Regions from separate parts of the Homo sapiens genome. Here region 2 is linked to region 1. Evidence: chromatin loops called from intact Hi-C (ENCODE). Cell type or tissue: endothelial cell of umbilical vein. All regions are shown on one strand. Each heading gives the region's core, and the rest is flanking DNA. Links, peaks and the distances in the headings are about the cores only. Region 1 has its middle 36 kb from the start of ALDH1A1. Region 2 has its middle 77 kb from the start of ANXA1.

Region 1 (10,984 bases), core at 1,498-9,497:
TTTGGAAAATTCTCACAAAAAAATTAAAATACTGGATCAAGTGGAAAGGATCCTGATTCCAGTCAAGAGTCAGTGTCTCAGTTCCAGCCATCTGAAAGTCAACAATGTAGGCCTGGACAAAGAGAAGTGCCAGGCTCTGAAGACCTCTGTGTTCCTAACTGGAACACAGTGCTTTAGAGCAGATGGGCCTGCCTTTCAAGCTCTGTGCTACATGATTCCATGTGCACATTCTCTCAGGCTGCTCATTAAGGTACTTATTTGCCATGGAAGATAATAATCTGATTCAAATTATGTATCTAGACAGAACAAATTCAACAATAACATGAAGTTTTCCTACCTTAAAATTAAACTATTTTGCATGTAAATATTTAAGGAACAGCTGACTTAAGTTTTCTCTATTAAATATAATATAAATAGAAAAAATATCCTCATCCCCACATCAGGCTGCAGATAAAGTTGTTAATCATCAACTTGCACTGTTAAAAGCAATTGCGGTTGAACAGCTTTCAGCTTTCCCTGCAGCAATCTGTTTCAAGTCAAGATTCAGATAGCCTCTTGATTTTTACATGTTGGACATGTGGGCAGTAAATCTATAGATAAATATTTTTGCAGTTAGGCATCACACTGATGACACTGCATTTTGAGAGAAGTGGAGAGGAGAACTGACTACATAAATGTAGTTACATCATAACAAGAAATAATTGTTTAATGGTGAAAACTTTTGCCTATATATCATTTAAAAAGGCCATATCCAAAGTGCTAAGTCATTCTATTACAACCGGGGTTAAATTAGTTTGATGGTAAAGTTCATAGATAAGAGAAAAGTTACTCTTTAAACCATCCCCTCACCCGCCTGAATGCTTGGTGATAGGATGTCATCGTTAATGATTTGAGTTCCCTAAAGAAAGCTCTGTAGCCTTTGGAGAAAGCTAACGATGTGTAATAGAAATTTACTAGAAGGATTCATGGTTTTTCTACACTTATACTAGACTGTATAGTACAAGAGGAAATTATTTTAGATAATACTTCATCTGATATTTATTGAGCATCTGAAACATTCCTGGCATTGTGCTTTACATATAAGGGAAAGAAAATGTTGAATAGATTCCTAAATATTCTGCCAATCTTGGCCCTTCTAATGTTTTCTCCACAGAGGCAGACCATTCCTTGTGAAACACAAATCTAGTCGTCATGTCACTGCTAATGCACAAGCCTGTTCAGTGGCTCCCTGTTGTACTCTAGCTGATAAAATTCAAACTCCTTAGTGTGCCATGTTAAATTTCCTTCATGTTGTAGTCCTAGCTTACCACCTCTAACAGCCTCACCTCTCTACTTCCTTGCCCATAAATTGAGCTTCCTCATGTTACTTTACCACCCTGAATAGAACTCCCTCTTTGGCTTATGGGAATTAGAATATGATATTTTCTCTATCTCTATCTTTTCCTCTCTCTCTCTCTTTTTTTCTTCTTGGCCATCTTTCCTCTCTCTCTCTCTTCATTTGGTTAATTACTATTTCAGGTCTCAACCATGATACCTTATTCTAGGAAACCCTTCCCTGGCCCCTTAGGAGTGGGGTCAGTGTCCTTCCTTCATGTGATCTAATAGATGCTTGATCCAAAGCATCTAACGACTTCCAGTCATGGAACTTATCAGACTATGGTGTCTATGAATCTGTCATATGCACTCAGCTATTACAGGACTGTGTCTTGCTAGCACTGTATCCCCAGAAACTAATATAGCACATGACTTAAAGTAAGTCTGTTCAATACATAATTATCAAATATAAGAGTAACACATATCATGGTCCTGGGGGAGATGCAGGAAAACATTTTCTTTGTGTACCAGGTTCATAACAGATTTTTACAAAAATTGTTCTGAAGATGAAGTACACTAAATTGTTAATCACCATGATTCCAAAGCCTAAGGTTTGTTCCAAGAGAGCTGTGGGCAGCAAAATATGGAATTATTTAGAGACTCTCTGTCAGTAACATTGGAATTGTGAGGAGATTGTTTAATATAACTACGTAGAGTAAGTGCCTGGGAGGAGCATGCCTATAAAAAGTAACTGTGCTTCCATTTTTAGGCATCTTTGTTCAGCACGGTGCCAGGTACATGCCGTCTCCTGCTTGGCAGCCCAGCATAGAGTTACACCCTCTGCATTGCATTTAATTCCCTTTATAATTTACATAATCCTTCTGCCTGTGCCTATCATTTTACAGAGCAAAAGGAATCCCATCATGAGTACACTAAGCCATATACTTGGCTGCATCACACAGATGTTTCACCTGGACTATGTCTGGCAGTGCAAGACCCCAAGTGATGATAATTTCATTGTACTTAACACAATGTCTCCCTAGAGACAGTGGGAGCCAGGGGAGGGGATACCTGAGGTATAGAGAAATCAAGCCTGCTAAGCATAATCACCCTTGATAACTTGTCTCCTTTCAACAACTTGTGCTTTTAGACATGCATTCTCATTTAGGGTATTTAAAACTTACCTATTTCAATAAAATGGTTCCAGTGTCAGCCCCCTTTGAAAACTTTATACTCATGCCAAACTATCACTGTGATCACTTGTGAAATACTGGCTTTGAGAGGAAAGATGGTTCAATTTTTTTTTTTCTGAAATGATGGTGCTTATTAGATCTCTACATATTTTTAAAGATAAGACAGGCCACCATGTTAACTTTAAAAAAAATGTATCAATGAAAAGACATAGAAATTACCAGAAGTAAGCAGAAAGAAGTAGCGCTCTGAGTAAAGGGATACACAGTAAATCTTGGCTGCAAACAATAAAACAATTATGATGGTGTTCATAGTACGTTTATGTTTGCACAAATTTACAGGCTAATAAAAACAGAGCACTAATGCATTCAAATATCTGAAAGTGCCAAAAGAACTGAGTGCCATTTCACAGGTGTACTTTAGATACATTTTTTGATAACAAGATGAAGGGAAGTAAGAATGGTATTTGAGTACATCAGTGTGGTTTAGTTCACCAATGTCCTACAAGAGACATTTTACTTCTCAAACAGAAGCGCTAAAGCTAACTTCACAAAGAATTTGTTGATCACTCTTTGGCATTCAGATATACCCATTTGTAGGATCCTACAATCAGAGGGCCAATAATTTCTATATAATCCTTAAAGGCAAAAAATATTTAATGAAAATTATTCATTCCTCATATTCTCATTTTTTGCATTATTAAAATATGACTATGCTGTCATTAATTTCTTCAAGTTAATAAAGTCCTGGAGAAGTTCTGTTTCAAGTATTACCCAAATACCCTTTAATACAGGTGTAAGAGGAGCTTGATGATCACACAAATGTAGGGTCTTGGGTGATTAGAGCTAAGCTGAGTCTAGGCACATGCATTCTAGGCTGATTCTACCTTTGACTATAGGACTTTGGGCAATTCTGTTTTGCCTTTCACTATGTCAGTGGTTCTCAAACTCGTAATCACCTGGAGAACTTGTTAAAATACGAATTGATGTCTCCCATCCCCAGAGTTTCTAATTTAGAAGATTGGAGTGGCGTCCAAGAATTTGGATTTCCTAATAAATTCCCAAATAATTACTAATGCTTCTGCTATGGGACATATTTTGAAAACCAGGGCAATAAACACATCTCACAACCTGCTCTTCTTTACAAGAGGGCAGCAGAGGGGTCACAGATGTAGCAATGTAGAGTGGTCTTTCGATGACAATGTGGGAGTAGCGTGCTTTCATGGGAATGGAGTCAGGAAAGGAGGGAGCAAGAAACTTTGGATCTAACTCCCAATATTCTCAGTTTATTTTAGCAAAAAAAAAAAAAGATGGGAAATGAATTGCAACCATGTTCAAAAACCCAGAGTAGACTAGAGAAGAGTGAAGAATGTGTCAGAACATTCTAAGTACATTTGCTAGCTCTGTCCTTGCCCATACTTATATCCGGGAGCTTAAAAATCCAAAATGATACATGAATGTAAAGGGGCAAAGCCAACAAACAGTTATCCTGCTGGGGGGAATAAAAGGTCTTTCCATACATACAAAGTGACAACTCTCATCAGCTTTGTATTTAAAGAAGAACAACAAGGTTGGATGCATTTTTTAAACAGAATGTGAAGAATTACTGTGTTTTAACTAGACTATGTTTAAATTTAAACAAGAGTAGACATGTTCTTCATGATACATATAAATACATATTCACTTTTATGTGGCTAAATATGGCATTATAAATTTATAAAAAACATATTTTCTAGTAGGAACACCACAATAAGAAAAGATTTAGTTGGTTCATAAGCTTGTAAGTGATATCAAGATGGAGCTCCCTTTTTATATTCTGGAGTGTAAATCCCTCTGTTATTATTATAATTAAATAAATGTCTGTGAAACAATGTTTTTTCTACACTTTAACAGGTGTATTACTTATTACAAGGAGCATTAAACACAATAAAATGCTAGTATAAAAATTGTCTGCAATGGGATTTTTTTTTTTTTTTAAACAGAGTCTCTCTCTGACGCCCAGGCTGGATTGCAGTGGTGCCATCTCGTCTCACTGCAAACTCCGCCTACTGGGTTCAAGCGATTCTCCTGCCTCAGCCTCCCAAGTAGCTAGGATTACAAGCATATACCACCATGCCCAGCTAATTTTTGTATTTTTAGGAGAGATGAGGTTTCGCCATGTTGGCCAGCCTGGTCTCAAACTCCTGACCTCAAGTGATCCACTTGCCTTGGCCTCTCAAAGTGCTGGGATTACAGGCATGAGCCATGGCGCCTGGCCTGGATTTGTCTTATAAAAGCTATTGTCTCTTCAAAGATGAGGCTGCATGCTTTTCTTATTTGCACATCATTTTCTGCATAGAATTCTCCTTTGTCACTGAAATTCACTGACTCCTCATGGAATTACCAGACGGTTCAACATATTTATAGTGCCATGAATTACATTACTGAAATAAGTATTACAATGCCACCCTATTCGGTGGACGTCATAAACAGAAACATAACAAGACATCTGCTTCCTCTGGAGGAAATTGCATGAACTCTCTGTGTAATTTTCAATGAGAAAGAGAACACTTTGATAACCTAGAACCGGTTTGTGTAATTTACCCATAAAAGTCATTCAAGTTCATACCAACTCAAGTCCAGACACGAAGTTGTCTGTATAGTTGTCTGTACAGATTTTGCAAACTCAAAAGATTCAGTAAGAGAAAGACTTGCAATTTTAAAATAATTAATTGGCCTTCAGTACTTTAGACACTTTTTTACTGACTGGCCTTGGGTAGAAAAATTTATATAAAGCACTAGACAAGAAAAGCTTATAGTATGATCTTTTCAGTACATACTTATAAAACAACATAATTTGTAAGGAAAACAATTTTACATGATTTTCTGTTATAAAAATTTGGTCTTTTTCACCTCATCAATGTGTCAGACAAAAGGAAGTTAGTGTTTAAGATATATATTTTAAAGGTATAAATAATTTGAATAAATAAAATTATAAATAATGAAAATATTTAATTTCTGAAATAGGTACACAGATTTGACAGATATTTTTACATATTAAATTAATGCAAACTTTATGTTTAAAAATTTAAGTTCAATTAAGTAAAAGTACATCAAGAATTTTAATAATATATATCCATTTACTTGGAGAGGAAAGATTATTATATTTGATTTTGCTTCTCACATAATGGTGACAATAATAGTATAATAATAGAATAAATTTTCAAGACTTTTTCTTCCATAAAAATAATACATCTTGTCTCTACAAGGTGAACAGTCTTCAGAACATATAGAAGGAATATAAAAGTAGAAAAATTGTATAATATAATTTGTAATAAACATTGATATTTTTTTAAAAAGTTTGGTATACTTTTGCAATTCCTCTATTGTGTCAGGGGCTAGCAGAGTGAGTGGTGAAGAATGAATATTCTAAATTGTGTTCATAATTTTATTTTTCAAGTTGCAACTTTAAAAACATATATAGAGCATCAAACTTTTCTTGTCTCTTTCCTCTACATCAAAAAACCACTCTTATTAACAAAGAAATAAGCTGAGTTTTTCACTTTTTTCTTGAAAGTAAAAACAGACAAAGTTTGATCATGTTAGAAGATTTGAAAATACTTTTTTGTTACTGAGGCAACATCTGAGTTATTCATATTTTAAACAGACAATTATGAATGTAACTGTTATAAAAGTCACTTTTTGACAAAAAGATGACAGTTGCAAAGTTAATACGCAAATACAGGGAAACTAATATTTTAATAAGATTGACTTTTATTACTCTACAAAATCTTTTATATAAACCTCATATATTTTATTGAAATTATTACTTTTTTTGTATTTGATTAATAACTTAATTTTTTTAAACATAAAGAGAGTCTTGCTATGTTGCTCAGGCTTAGAACTCCTGGCCTGAAACAATCCTCCTGCGTCAGTCTCTCAAGTAGCTGAAATTTGATTAATAACTTCTTTATGTGAATATCACTTAAAAATTGTTTGCCATATAGTCAGATACCATATCTTTAGAAAATCTAAAAGCATATCTGATGATTACTAAATTAATATTTGAAAAATTTTATAGTAGCTATATAAACTAACTGCACCATCCTACACAGTAGTCATGGGCCCCATGTAAGTGCTGAGCACATGAAACATGGAAAGTATGACTGAAGAACTGATTTTTAAATTTTACTTCAAAAAAAATGTTAAGGCTGGGCACAGTGGCTGATACCTGTAGTCCCAACACCTTTGGAGGCCGAGGTGGGCAGATCCCTTGAGCCCAGGAGTTTGAGACCAGCCTGAGCAACAGGGAGAAACCTCATCTCTACAAAAAAATACAAAAATTAGCCGGGTGTAGTTGTGCATGCCTGTAGTCCCAGCTGCTCAGGAGGCTGAGATGGGAGAATCACTTGACCTGGGAGAGCAAGGCTGCGGTGAGCCGTGATCGCGCCACTGCACTCCAGCCTGGGTGACAGAGTGAGATCCTTTCCCAAGAAAAGAAAAAAGTTAAATATACCTGGAATAAGTTTCTCAATCATAAATTTTATAAAATGTAAATACAGATAAAATACATCTGATGAAAATTTAGCCTTTGGATTGAAATTTGCTTTAAGTGTAAGACACAATTATGAAAAACAAAGAAAGGGAAACAGGTATCGGTTTTTAATATTGTTTATGAGTTGGATTAATAATATTTTGGATATGTGGGATTAAATAAAATATATTATTGAAATTCCTTAAAATTCACCTATTTTAATTTTTTTAAAAAATGGCTCCTAGAAAAATTTAAATTACATAGATGGATTATATTCTATTTTCAACTGGACAACATTGATCTACATTGTAGATAGAAATTAAAATTCACCAGTCTTTGCAGTTTATAAAATCTGTGGCCAATTATCATTACATGTATTTTTGAGCATATCTATTAAAACTGACTAAAGATCAGAATTTCATAATAGTCACAGCTGATCTAATCACACAGGGCAAAGATTTCTCCTTAACTTGTGGGACCATTTCAATTGCTAGTAAAGTGTTCAGAGCCCCATATTAGGTTAGTTTTTTGTTTTTTAGTAAAAACCTGAGTTTATAATATCCAAGCATCTTTGCAGGGTCACAGTGTACAGTATGAAAGGTTATTTATGACACAGGACTGCTGACTAAAAGACCCAGCTTGTAGTATGCTCATGAAACCTTGGCCCTGGCAAAAACCTGCATTTGTCTGGTGTAAGGAGCTTCTCTCCAAATTGGCAGAAAGACAGCATACAGGCTAGCTAACTCTGCATGTTTTCATCAACATGCAATATCGCAACATGCAATATTATAAAAAACATTCTCAGATGATTTCTTTCTGCCCAAATCATCCAGGTGGAGTGTATTACTGTAAGTAATATGCAGTGAAAATTCTGGGGCCACCTTACATTTGCCAAAGGTTTTACTATTCCCCCAACTATCACATACATTTTATCAATGTTCTCATAGTAATACAAGGAGATGTTAAGCAGGTATTATCCTCATTTTACAGCCAAGAAACTGGAATTAAAATGTCTCTTTGGATTGGTATAGAATTCAGAATAATCACATTTGCCCTTTGCAAATAAAATTATAGCTCCTATAGCTTGTGAAGCAGTCTCATAGACATAAACATTGCAACTAAAATTGAATATAACATTTATAGGCTAAGAACAGACCCAACCATATGTCTCATTGAGTTTTGGTTTCCAATAAAAGCATATAATCATATTTTATTATTTAATTTATGTGTTTTAAGAGACCCAAAGAGTATATATACTATCTCCCAAAATTTAACATATTTTTATAATTATTACTTCTATACAACTTATCTACATGAATCCATGAATAAAAGTGTTCTCCCTTGAAAATGTTCCTGAAAATAACAGCTACCTTTAAGAAACAACTTTGCATTATAGTCAATTAAAACCTATTTATTTTTAACATTGTTAAAAATAAACAATGTTTTCATGCTATATATTTTATTTAAAGATAAGGGAAACAACTTGGCTGGTGCTTTTATGAATCTAGAGGGCTCTGAAGAGAATATCTTTAGGATAATTCCTTAATATCCCTTTTGGAAGAGTATTAGTAGTTTCTTATTCAATGTAGATTTCTTAAGTAGCTGACATTTATTTTATTTCCTACCACCTGATCTTGGTACCTTAAAATCTGTTTTTTATTTGTTTTACATTTATTCATGTTCTAATGGCTCCTAGTGATTTTCAATTAGAATTTTCTTAAGGAATGAGTTTTAAGATCTTTCTCCCTATACAATGAGTATTGTTGGTACCTATATATTTAAAAAAAATAAAATCTGTATTTTCTAAACATTGATGACTCATTGATTATACTCTTAATAGTTACTAATTTTAAACCACTGAATTGGAAGCTTATAGTTACTTGAATGCGGTAAATGGCAAGTATATTTAATTATATCAAATATTATGCCTCTTTTGGGTTTTTTATAGATATATTTGTACACTGAAATTCACACCTGGCCTACATCACATAGATTTTGAAGAATGTTTTACCTTTATAACAAAAGTTGGTCTCCCAAATCTATACTCCTAAGCGAAGTTTCCTTTCGGGGTGTCAAATCACACCACAGCTGCCAGGTTTTCAATATAATGTAACCACTAATATTTTATGTTTATTTCATTCTCATGTTTATCAAACCCTCGTGGTCATCAAAAGAGATTATTCAGGCGTATACTTCATCCACATTGATTTGAAGGGGAATTTTAATAAAACATGACAAAATGGAAATTTATTTTAAATGTAAAAATGTGAATTCACACACAACTATCACACACACTACTCATTCGGTAAATCATATAATGGACATTGTCATTTTGACATGTAGAACATTTCTCTTCCTCCATCACCTTTGAATTAATCGGATTGTAAGGGCGGGTAAAGGAAAAAGGGGTGGAATTTGGAATTCCCAATGGCTCCCATTGCTATTTATATCATTGAACCATTTTGAAGTCAGGTAGATGTTAACCTAATAAGGGAAGCCCCACTGGCTTTCTGTCTCCTCCAGACAATACAATGGCATAATTGTGTCTGTGCTTCTCTTTTCAATTGTTCTACTGTAACACAGATTGAGAACTAACCACAGATTCTAATTAACTCAAATTAGACTAATGAGAGAGATGATAAGTACTACAACATGAAGATTAAGAAATTAAACCTAATTTGAAACCTCAAAGATGTTGGGTACAAAGGAAATAAATGTTAAAAGGACAAATTGGGCCACAGCTTCATAAATGTTGAAAGCAAGACTAACCAATCAATGGCTGTAGCCCATCTGAATAAATGTTCCTGACTTTCTAGAAGGAAGAATTTCAGCACCTACAGAAGAGCAGCCCAAGTTTCATAATGACATTAAGACTTTTCTTACATTTAATTCTCTATTTATCATTAGCTTGGAGATGGGAGGAGTAGAGGTGGCAGGAATAGAAAAATAACTTATTGATATAAAAATCTGTGCTCAGCAAGTTTTTTCCAAGTATAGAAAATTTAGAAAAAACTAAAGTATTACAATATATTTTAAAAGACATTATGTAAAAGTATAATGAGAACTTTTAATTTTATTGTTTGAGGAAACCTTTAATTATAAATGTGCATTAAGGAAATTTCTTATTTGAAATGTTCACACTTTCTATTTTCCCATGATTTACAACTCATTAAAATGTATTTCTTTTACAATGAGTGCTCAACTTTTATACTGCTGCTTCTAATGTTCACTCATTTCTCTGAATTTTCAATTATTTACTATGAAAATAAACTGGTAGAGAAGAGGTAATCTTACTTAGTGTTACAGAATTCTATAGCAGTCTTGTTTGAAATCCACTTTATATATAAGTTTATTTGTAAGTATATGTTTGTATTTTGAATCCTTGTGGTTCTACAAAGGATATAAGGCAGCCAAACTTAAATACAAATTAAGTATTATATAAAATATAGAGCAATATTATCAGAATTAAAAATAAAGGCCACATAAGGGAAGAAAACGAAAATGAAAGCTGTTTGGATGATATTAGGGGACACATAATTGAACATCAAATGTAACACAGAATTTTCTGGAAGCCAAAGTAAAAAAGGAGATAAGGTAGGCTACACGACTCAAGATTTATAAAAGTGGAATCTCATTAATTCCTCAATGCTTTCAAGAAATATTTGAAGTCTTTCAAATAGGAACTCATATGTAGGACACTAATCATTTCTTCAACACCTGCAGTTCATAGTAGATGCTTGGCACATTTGTAAGAAAAATTTGGATTGATATTCCCAATAATACTAAAAAGATAATTTTGGTAAAGTGCATTTAGGCAGTTTTTCCATTCACCATTTTTAGGCTCTTTCAGTTGATTTTCTAGTACCCTCGCTTCTCTCCCTCTTTCCCCACATTAGAAGTAGCTATAAGCTCTATTTTCTCTCTCTCTAACATACCAGGTGGGATGTTACAGGAAAGCCAGTTTCTG
Region 2 (10,984 bases), core at 1,025-9,024, 86 kb after region 1:
AAATTGTTTGAACTGAATGATGGTAGTGACACCACCTATCAAAACCTCCGTGATACAGCAAAAGCGGTGTTAACAGGAAAGTTCATAGCATTAAATGCCTACATCAGAAAGTCTGAAAAAGCACAAATAGACAATCTAAGGTCACACCTCACAGAACTGGAGAAAGAAGAACAATCCAAACCCAAACCCACAAGAAGAAAAGAAACAACAAAGATCAGAGCAGGACTAAATTAAATTGAAACAACAACAAAATAAAATACAAAAGACAAACAAAACAAAAAGCTGGTTCTTTGAAAAGATAAATAAAATTGATTTACCATTAGCAAGATTAACCAAGAAAAGAAGAGAGATGATCCAAATAAGCTCAATTAGAAAGGAAATGGGAGATATTACAACTAATACCACAGAAATACAAAAGATTATTCAAGACTACTATGAACACCTTTATGCACATAAACTAGAAAACTTAGAGGAGATGAAAAGTTCCTGGAAATATACAACCCTCCTAGATTAAACCAGGAAGATATAGAATCTCCGAGCAGACCAATAACAAGCATTAAGATTGGAATGGTAATAAAAAAATTGCCAACAAAAAAAGTCCAAGACCAGATGGATTCACAGCTGAATTCTATCAGACACTCAAAGAGGAATTGGTACAAATCCTATTGATACTATTCCAGAAGACAGACAAAAAGGGAATCCTTCCTAAATCATTCTATGAAACCAGTATCATCCTCATACCAAAACCAGGAAAGGACATAACAAAATAAGAAAACTACAGGCCAATATCCATGATTATAATAGATGCAAAAATCCTCAACAAAATGCTAACAAACTAAATCCAAAAGCATATCAAAAAGATAATCAACCATGATCAAATGGGTTTCATACCAGAGCTGCAGGGAAAATTTAACATAGGTAAATCAATAAATGAGATACACCACAGAAACCGAATTAAAAACAAAAATCACATGATCATCTCAATAGACACAAACAATCATTTGACAAAATCCAGCATCCCTTTATGACTAACACCCTCAGCAAAATTGGCATAGTAGTGACATATCTTGAGGTCATAAAAGTCGTCTATGACAAACCCACAGCCAACATTATACTGAATGGGGAAATGTTGAAAGCATTCCCCCTTAGAACTGGAACAAGACAAGGATGCCCATTGTCACCACTTCTATTCGACATAGTGCTGAGGTCCTAGCCAGAGCAATCAGACAAGAGAAAGAAAAAAACGGGCATCCAAATTGGTAAAGAGAAGTCAAACTGTTGCTGTTTGCTGATTATATGATCATATACCTATAAAGCCCTAAAGACTCATCTGAAAAGCTCCTAGAACTGGTAAATGAATTTAGCAAAGTTTCAGGATACAAAATTAGTGTACACAAATCAGTAGTTCTGCTATACACCAAGAGCAACCAAGCTGAGAGTCAAATCAAGAACTCAACCCCTTTCACAATAGCTGCACAAAAAATAAAATACTTAGGAATATACCCAACCAAGGATGTGAAAGACAGCTACAAGGAAAACTATGAAACACTACTGAAAGAAATCATAGACGACACAAACAAATGGAAACACATCTCATGCTCATGGATGGGTAGAATCGATATTGCAAAAATGACCATACTGCCAAAAGCAATCTACAGATTCAATACAATCCCTATCAAAATATCAATATCATTCCTCACAGAACTAGAAAAAAGCATCGTAAAATTCATATGGAACCAAAAAAGAGCCCGCATAGCCAAAGCAAGACTAAGCAAAAAGAACAAATCTGGAGACATCACATTACTCGACTTCAAACTACACTATAAGGCCATAGGCACCAAATAGCATAGTACTGGCGTAAAAATAGGCACACAGACCAATATAATAGAATAGAGAACCCAGAAATAAACCCAAATACTTATATTCAACAGGACTTCGACAAAGCAAACAAAAACATAAAGTGGGAAATGGACACCCTATTCAACAAATGCTGCTGGGATAATTGGCAAGCCACATGTAGAAGAATGAAACTGGATCCTCGTTTCTCACTCTATTCAAAAATCAAGATGGATCAAAGACTTATATCTAAGACCTGAAGCCATAATGATTCTAGAAGATGAGGTTGGAAAAAAAACCTTCTGGACATTGGCTTAGGCAAAGACTTCATGACCAAGAACCCAAAAGCAAATGCAACTAAAAGAAAAATAAATAGATGGGACTTAATTAAACTAAAAAGCTCTGTACAGCAAAAGAAATAATCAGCAGATTTAACAGACAACCCACAGAGTGAGAGAAAATCTTCACAATCTATACACCTGACAAAGGACTAATATCCAGAATCTACAAAGAACTCAAACCAATCAGCAAGAAAAAACAAACAATCCCATCAAAAAGTGGGCTAAAAAACATGAATAGACAATTCTCAAAAGAAGATATGGAAAAATGTTCAACATCACTAATTATCAGGGAAATGCAAATCAAAACCACAATGTAATACCACTTCACTCCTGCAAGAATGGCCATAATTAAAAAATCAAAAAATGATAGCTGTTAGTGGGGATGCAGTGAAAAGGGAACACTTTTATACTGTTGGTGGGAATGTAAACTAGTACAACCATCATGGAAAACGGTGTGGAGGTTCCTTAAATAACTAAAAGTAGATCTACCATTTGATCCAGCAATCCCACTACTGAGTATCTACCCAGAGGGAAGGAAGTAATTATATGAAAAAGATATTGCACACACATGTTTATAACAGCACAATTTGCAATTGCAAAAACATGGAACTAGCCCAAATGCCAATCTATCAATGAGCGGATAAAGAAAATGTGATACACAGACAGACACCACACACAAACACACACACACACACACACACACACACACCATGGAATACTACTCAGCCATAGAAAGGAATGAAATAATGACATTTGCAGCCACCTGGATGGAATTGGAAGCTTATTCTAAATGAAATAAATCAGGAATAGAAAATCAAACATCATATGTTCTCACTCATCTGTGGGAGCTAAGCTATGAGGAAGCAAAGGCATAAGAATGATACATTGGACTTTGGGGACTCAGGGGGAAAAGTTGGGGGTGGCGAGGGATAACAGACTACATGTTGGGTACAGTGTACGCTGCTCAGGTGATGAGTGCACCAAAATCTCAGAAATCACCACTAAAGAACTTATTCATGTAACCAAACACAACCTGTCCCCCCAAAACCTGTTGAGTTAGAAAATAAATAAATCAAAAATAAATAAATAAAAATACACATTAAAAAATAAAAAAAAAAGAGGAGCTTGCCACCTCCTCCTTGCTCTCTCTTGCTCTCTCTCGTCATGTGATGCACCAGCTTCCCTTTCACCTTCAGCCATGATTGTAAGCTTCCTGAGACCCTCACCAGGAGGAGAGGCAGATGCCATGCTTTCTGTACACCCTGCAGAACTGTGAGCAAATTAAATCTCTTTTATTTACAAATTAAATAAAAGAATTTTGTAGTCTTAGATATTCCTTTATAGCAATGCAAACAGACTAATACAGCAATATTCTTAGTTTACATAATGGAATCAAGTACATGAAAACTATTATTTGAAGCAGGTATAATATTAGCCTTTGGCTTTGAGATAAGAACCAAAGATGTTGTTTTTCCTAGGCTATTGGACAACATATATATGAAGTCCATTATCCTATAAATAGAAAGTTGCTGTTTGCATTTTAGTTATAAATTTTTATAAATGATTTCCTCTAAGGAAAATTAACTTGCTCACTTCTCCTACTTATTGCTTCCAGCTCTGTACTACACACACACACATCTGTGTTGGGAATCTTTTTATTAAAATATAACATACATACAGAAAAGCATACAAAACATAACTATATAGCTTGATGAATTTTTACAAGCTGAGAACTACCAGCATCCCAGAACCCCCTGTCCTCTGATTCCCCTTACAGTCTCTGGTTTCTGTGCTCCAAAGACAGCCATTATCCTGACCTCCAATGCCCATAGTTTAGCTTGTTTTTTAATTGTATATAAAGGGAAGTAAACAACACATGCTGTTTGTGCCTGACTTCTTTTGTGCCACACTGCATTTGAAGATTCGTCCATGTTGTGTTTGCAAGACCTGTTTCCATGTTGCATAGTTGCACTTCATTTATTCTCATTGTTGTAGAGTGTTCCGTTAGGTGAATATAGCAGTTTATGAGTTTGTTCTGCTACTAGTAATCACTTAGTTTCTAGTTTGGTTCTGTTATGAATAGTGCTGCTTGGGCATTCTTGTGCACATTTTTTGGTGAACATTCTTTGGTACACATTTCTGTTGACCATATAAACCTAAGACTGGAACCGCTGAGTCACGAACATTCATTTGTTTAATTTTTGAACTGCCAGCTAGTTTTTCAGCGTTGTTGTACCAATTTACACTCCTACCAGTGCCATAAAAGAGCTCTCTGGTTGTTCCACACCTTCTTCAACATGTGATATTTTCTGTCTTTCCCATTTTAGCCACTTTGATGGAAAACATATCCTTATTAAAGACACAGATCATGAAAAACATCCCTGACCTGATACCTTAAGTGAACTCAATTTTGGCAATGTTAGCTAGTTTATTCTTTCTTAATGACATGCATCTGGGACAGATTGAGTGCATTCATCCACTGAAGTCCTTCAAAAGTTAATGATCTCCCATTCTTCCCCACCTCCTACCAAATACAAATGATATTAGCTCACAGTTACCATGGCCCCCTGAGAAAGCTGTTATACCAGTACTTCTTTTTCATAGTTTCTTTCAGTAGAGATGCTATGGGATTTTCTCCATTAATCAGATCAAACCCTACATTTAAAATACATTTCAGTTATTACAATGTCTACATTTTGTTCATAATTTAAGAGTCATCTAAGAGTAGTGACTTATGTTTATCTTGTGGCATGCCACTTTTATGTTTTCCAGAATCCTATTTTTCATTGCCATGATTGGACTGAAAAACAGGATGTTTTTTTCTATCGACTCACATTTCTAAAATTCCTTCTTGGTCAAAAGTGCAAGTCTGTTGACCCTTTCAACTTTTGTTTGAAAGGGACATTTTTGAGTTCTTATTAATTATTTTTCATTGCCTTTGTGTTTCTTTTGCTCTGTTTTACTCTGTATCTTTTCGAATGAGTACCATTCTGCTTTTTATCTACTTATTTTTAAAATAAAGAATTGGAGTGATTTTTCATGCTTTTCTAGAAGTATCATTTCATTAGAAAGATAATTCTAGACAATAAAAGCTTGAGTGCTAATTGTAAAATAGTTTTATTGATAAAATTTGTAATTTCTCTTTCTGTTGCTTATACAGTTTGATAATCCTATGAATTCTACAGAAGGAATTCACATGTAATGATCCTTTAATAACTAGTGCCCGAGAAAAATAAACTTATTCTACAATTAATTTAATTTTCAACACTTTAAATATCTTTAAATTTGTTTCTTCGTTTTGTTTCTGGTATCTTTTGCCTTGCAGAAATATGTAACTTTAAAAGAGCCAAATATATCTAGCTTTTCCTTTATGGTTTCTGTGATTTCTGTCATACTTGGGAATATCTTTCCCATCTCAAATTTACACAAGTAAACTTCTAAATTTTCTTTCAATATTTTTCTTAGAGCAAGGATTCATTTTTCTTCTACATGGATAATCAAACATACAAGCATCGTTTATTAAATTAGACATTCTCACTAAGTTCAATTAAAATCCTATAACTACTAAATCTTTCTATGGATGCTCAGGCATATTTGACTAATGTGTTTACCTATTCCTGTGCTAAAATTATACACTTACCTTTGATTACAGTTACTCCATAGTTATTTTAGTATCTGGAAGTCTCCTACTTTGCCTTCTTGTTATTATTCAGTATTCATAAATTTCTTGACTATTTCTAGAGATATATTTTTTCACATACATTCTAGAATCACTTTATATTGTTCAACAGAAAAGCTTATTAAGATTGTAATTTAAGTTGCATAACATTTCTATAATAATATTAGAAGTAGTGACATTTCTATAATAGTAGTATCATTAGGAATATTTTATGTACTTCATTTGGATTTTATAAATTAACTTTTATATAAATCTTATGCTACTCTTGCTATATTTAAGTCTAAGAATTTTCACTTTTAGTCCCTATTATAGATGAATCTTTCTTTTTTTTCTTTTGCTTCAACCTTGCTATTGACAGAGAAAAAGTTACTGATTTTCTTAAGGTATACAAAGTTAATTCTAAGGCTTTTCAAGAGCTACTGGAAAGAGACGGAGACATCTTTATTCCTGGAAGAGAGATTTTGGCAAACATCCTGTCATGAGGAATCTGAGAATCACACAACATGAAGGAAAGTAGAATCTAAGGATGGAGATATGGCAGGTTCTGGAGCTATTATTTGAACTCCTAGAATAAGCCATATTTGAAACCATTACCAGTTATCCTTTACATTATTCCCTATGTTCATTTAATTTACGTAGGTTTAGGCCAGGAAGAGTGAGTGGCCCATGCTTGTAATCCCAGCACTTTGGGAGGCTGAGGTGGGCAGATCACCTGAGGTCAGGAGTTCAAGACTGGCCTGGCAAACATGGTGAAACCCCATCTCTACAAAAAAAAAAAAAATTAGCTGGGTGTGGCGGTATGTGCCTATAATACCAGCTACTCAGGAGGCTGAGGCAGGAGAATCACTTGAACCTGGAAGGCAGAGATTGCAGTGAGCCGAGATCGTACCATTGCACTCCAGCCTAGGCAACAAGAGCAAAACTCCATCTCAAAGAAAAAAAAAAATTAAGTTGGTTTAAATAGGTCTTATTCTTCATTGTTTACCAAATCAGATGGTGTGGAAATTTGAATTTGGCTTCCCCAGATAATTCTTATGCTAGTAATCTTCAGAAAAAATACCAGGATCAATACACTCTATTACTATCATGAAAATATAATGAAAAATAATTTAATGGTATAGAGTTGACCATAGGAGAGTTGCTTCAATGTTATCACAGATGTATAGGATAAAGCTGAAATTGCTTCATTAAAGAGCTGAATTTTAATAGTTACTGATATAATAAAAGTATAGGAGCCTCTAAATACAAAACTATAAAAATGAAATGAAGTAATTGTGTGAAAGGAAGATGAAGAACATTTATTCTATTGCTTGCGAAATATAAATATATCAAATTTATTTATATATCAAATTTACATAATATGGATTTGATATATTTATATTTCTCTTCAAATGGAGAACTTAGAAATTCACTAGGCAATCATTACTTTATTCAAGGCAATTTTATGAATTAAACAAGATGCTAATTATACTATCAATAGCATAACTGTGCTTTTTGACTCAAAGAAAATATAACTTGAACCCACAATGATGTGAAGTTTCTTCTATATAGATCTTTGTTTATCCTGCTGATTTGTTTCCTCATTATTGGCTTCTTAAGAAATCGTTGCTCAACTCTGATTTTGTGTTTCAGCTTTGAGTCACATTGAGACCAATGAACATCTTTCAAGTATTTGATTATATTTGTGATTATATGTAGGGAACTTCTTTTCTTCCTGTTGAAAAATGATTGGGACTCAAATAACAGTAGTACTGACCATGTATCACTCAGTGTGCCATAACATAAATTCTGCATCATTGGTCAATTCATTTATTCAATCTTTTATTTCACTCCACACCCATATGGGGTGACTATGATGCAGACATGTTTATATACACAGCAGAAACATCACTGGAAAAAAACAGACAAAAGTTCTTGCTCTCATGGAACTTAGATTCTGACAAAGAAAGATATCAAATAAACCTTAAACAAATATAAATACACTACAGATATATAAATTATGTAAAGTGGTGGTAAGTGCTGTGAAGTAATGTGTAGTAGAGTAGGGGGGATAGAGAATGATAGTGGAGAAGGGGAAGGATGCTCTTTCATATGAGAGTCAGGAAAATCTCTGATAAGGTGACATCTATTCATGGAGTTGTAGTGAAGGAGAAATCAAAATGGATATCTAAGGGAAACACCTTCCAGGCAAGTAAGACCCTGAGACAAGAATATTCTAAGTATATTCAAGGAATAGCAAGAAGGTCTAAAGGGCAGGATATGATATTCATTTTAAAAGTTTGCTCTGTTTGCATATGAGAATAGATTGTAGAAAGGCAAGTGTAAAAGGCTATTACACACTTGCAAGATGTTTACTGAGAGATGACATTCAGTTTAGTTTGCTGGCATGGATCAGGATTTAGAAAAGAGAATGAACCTGGAGGGACAATTTGAAGATATTCAGAATGACTCTGCAGATTTTTCTTGAGTAGCTAGAACTATATGAAGATCAGGTGTGTGTGTGTGGGTGTGGGTGTTTGCATGTGTGTGTGTGTGTGTGTGTGAGAGAGTGTGTGTTGAAAAGGGGTAGACTAAAATAAATCAAAGTCCAGTTTCAGATAGCAGAAATTTAAGATGGCAACTTGACAGTAGATGTAAGCCAAAAAATGTATAAGTCAGGTGTATCCAGGAGATGTTGGGACTGAAGATATAATTTTAGGAATTTTTTAAGCATATAGTTGGTATTTAAATACTTGGAATCAGATGAAGTCACCTACACAAGGAGTACTGGTGGAGAAGAGTTTATGAAAATAAAGAGAAATCAGCAAAGGGGACAGCAAATAATTTTTTTTCCAAAAAGAAAGGGAGTCATTAGCTATATCAAAAGCTGTTAATAACTGAAGCAAGATGATTATGGAGAAATGACACTGAATTTTTCAGTGTAGAAGTCATTAATGGCCTTGACAAGATCAGTGTATGAAAAAAATTTTGTGTTTCAGTGGGCAACTAAACATAGTCTGACAACTCTTTTAGGGTATCAAATTCTACCCCTGCTCATTGTCTTTGAGCTGTTTTGCAAATCTTTGTAAGTGGTAGGTAATTGATAAACAAATTCTGACTTGTCTGTTAGTGACATTAATTGACTTTCTGTGTCCAGTTTGGTAGTGATCTAAATGAATGTGGAAAAATCAGTTTTGTCTGCATTTCCAATTAATTTCAACATTCTGTGCTCTAGATAAATTAGCGCTGTTTGACTTTTCCTTTGAATCAGTTATAACATCTCCGTGGCTCCCTCATATTATGTAAGTAAAATTATTTAACACATGTTCATTTTCATATCTGAATGAGGGTTATGATTTCACCTTTTTCTGAAAATTATCTTTTTAGCATTAACGTTGGTGTGGTGATGTAGGCAAAAGACTGGCTCAGAGGTACTTGACAGAAAATGGAAAATGGGGTCAAAATGGTTGATTTGATATTCAGAAAAACCTTTTTTGGTAAAGCACATTGAAAAATCTCAACACAATTTAACAATTTTTTAAATTATGGTAGGAAAGTAAAAATAAGGGAATCTAGAAGCTTGATATAAGAAGGCAATCCAGGCCTGGCGTGGTGGCTCATGCCTGCAATCTCAGAACTTTGGGAGGCGGAGGTGGACGGATCACTTGAGGCTAGGAGTTTGAGATCAGCCTGGCCAACATGGCAAAACCCTGTCTCTACTAAAAATACAATTATTAGCCAGGTGTGGTGGTGCACGCCTATAATCTCAGCTACTTGGGAGGCTGAGGCACAAGAATCGCTTGAACCGGGAGGCGGAGGTTGCAGTGAGCAGAGATTGCACCACTGCATTCCAGCCTGGGCGATAGAGTGACACTCTTTCACAAAAATAAATAAATAAATAAATATAAAATAAGAAGGCAATCCAGAGGAGTGAGTGAGTACTGGATCTGCTAATGTGAGGGGTCATGAGCTCTTGGGACAGGAAACAAAGCTTGAGACTAGAGCTCTGGTAGGATCCACAGCATAATGCCGGGAGCAGCAAAATCTCAAGGGAAAAACCTGACTTTGCTTTAAAATGGAGATGTCTGAAATACTTGTCTGTCCTGAACTTAGCTCTAGATAAGCTAGAATAAAAGAACAATTATCTGCTGAGAATTTCTAACCACAAGGTGGCACACACCTTGTTTGTTGAAGAACTGAGGTACAGCAAGGTGTGGCTAGAACACTGAACCAAAGGAATTGTGGTATGACCTTAGTTAGGTCTTGGCTGTCATCTCCTTGTTACCCTAACATAAAAGGTTGTGAACAATAACTTCTCTATGTCACTGGATAATTCAGCCATGAGGCTCTCTCTTGATTCACATCATAAAAACCCAAACATTATTCTTTTGTTGCCATGCACACTTGCAGGTACAAGGATGTTAAAATCTACACACCCCTCCCTAATTCTTATATTGCAAAAATTTGCCTGTTACATAATAATGATAGTTCCTTGAGTTTTTATCAAGTATTATGTTTACCCAGAAAAGAACAGTATTTTAAAAAGGTATTCTTATACAATTCTCCCCACTTTTTGCATTTTGTATTTTCTTTGGGACAAAAATGTTATTTGCCTTTGTTGGCAGGGACAGTTAGTTACATTTTTAGGGGAAAATCTCAGAATGAGAAACTAAACTCGAACTAAAATAAATATAAGTCTTAGTAAAAAAATCTGAGAAATCAAATGTATTTATTTAAAGTAAGCTTAGATCTTTTTTTGAGCTCAAATCCCGTGATAATTCAATCTGAATTTATTTTGGTGCTCTCTCACTCACACCCATCTTATGAAAACCAAAGCATTTGGGGGTCTTTTACTCATCCGGTTACCACTGAGATGCCTTGTCTAAACTTACAAGGGCTACTGAAATCTGAGAACCTTGGGTTTTAGTGCCATCTGGAAGCCCAGTAAACTTTGCAAAGGCTGTGAAACTCAGCCTAAACTCCAGCCCCTCAGGCATACTAGGCAGCCACACCCCTCCCACCTAACCCAAAACTCCGCTCACCTCCTGCAATGCTGTGAAGGAGAAAGCTGTAGGTTCCCTGGGAGTCTGCAGATCTCTCTTCCCATCCTGGACTTCTGGGGCATGCCTCCCCTCCCACCTTCTCTTTT

Evidence for each region. Hi-C counts contacts between places; a loop is a spot of excess contacts. Peaks named below come from ENCODE experiments on the same cell type or tissue, not always from the same donor. Only the 100,000 strongest peaks of a DNase experiment are listed, where the experiment ranks them.
Region 2: it touches region 1 in a loop (8-fold over the local background); 3 of 110 quality-filtered maps call a loop at or near these places.

Annotation. Positions count from the first base shown.
Region 1 is chr9:72,983,089-72,994,072 of GRCh38, forward strand. No RefSeq gene overlaps it. Among named protein-coding and RNA genes, the nearest start is that of ALDH1A1, 36 kb to the left of the region's middle. In endothelial cell of umbilical vein, for the core only: no CTCF peak of the experiment used is centred there; a DNase peak (open chromatin) is centred at 4,993; H3K27ac peaks cover 2,212 bases.
Region 2 is chr9:73,069,490-73,080,473 of GRCh38, forward strand. No RefSeq gene overlaps it. Among named protein-coding and RNA genes, the nearest start is that of ANXA1, 77 kb to the right of the region's middle. In endothelial cell of umbilical vein, for the core only: no CTCF peak of the experiment used is centred there; a DNase peak (open chromatin) is centred at 4,962; H3K27ac peaks cover 2,075 bases.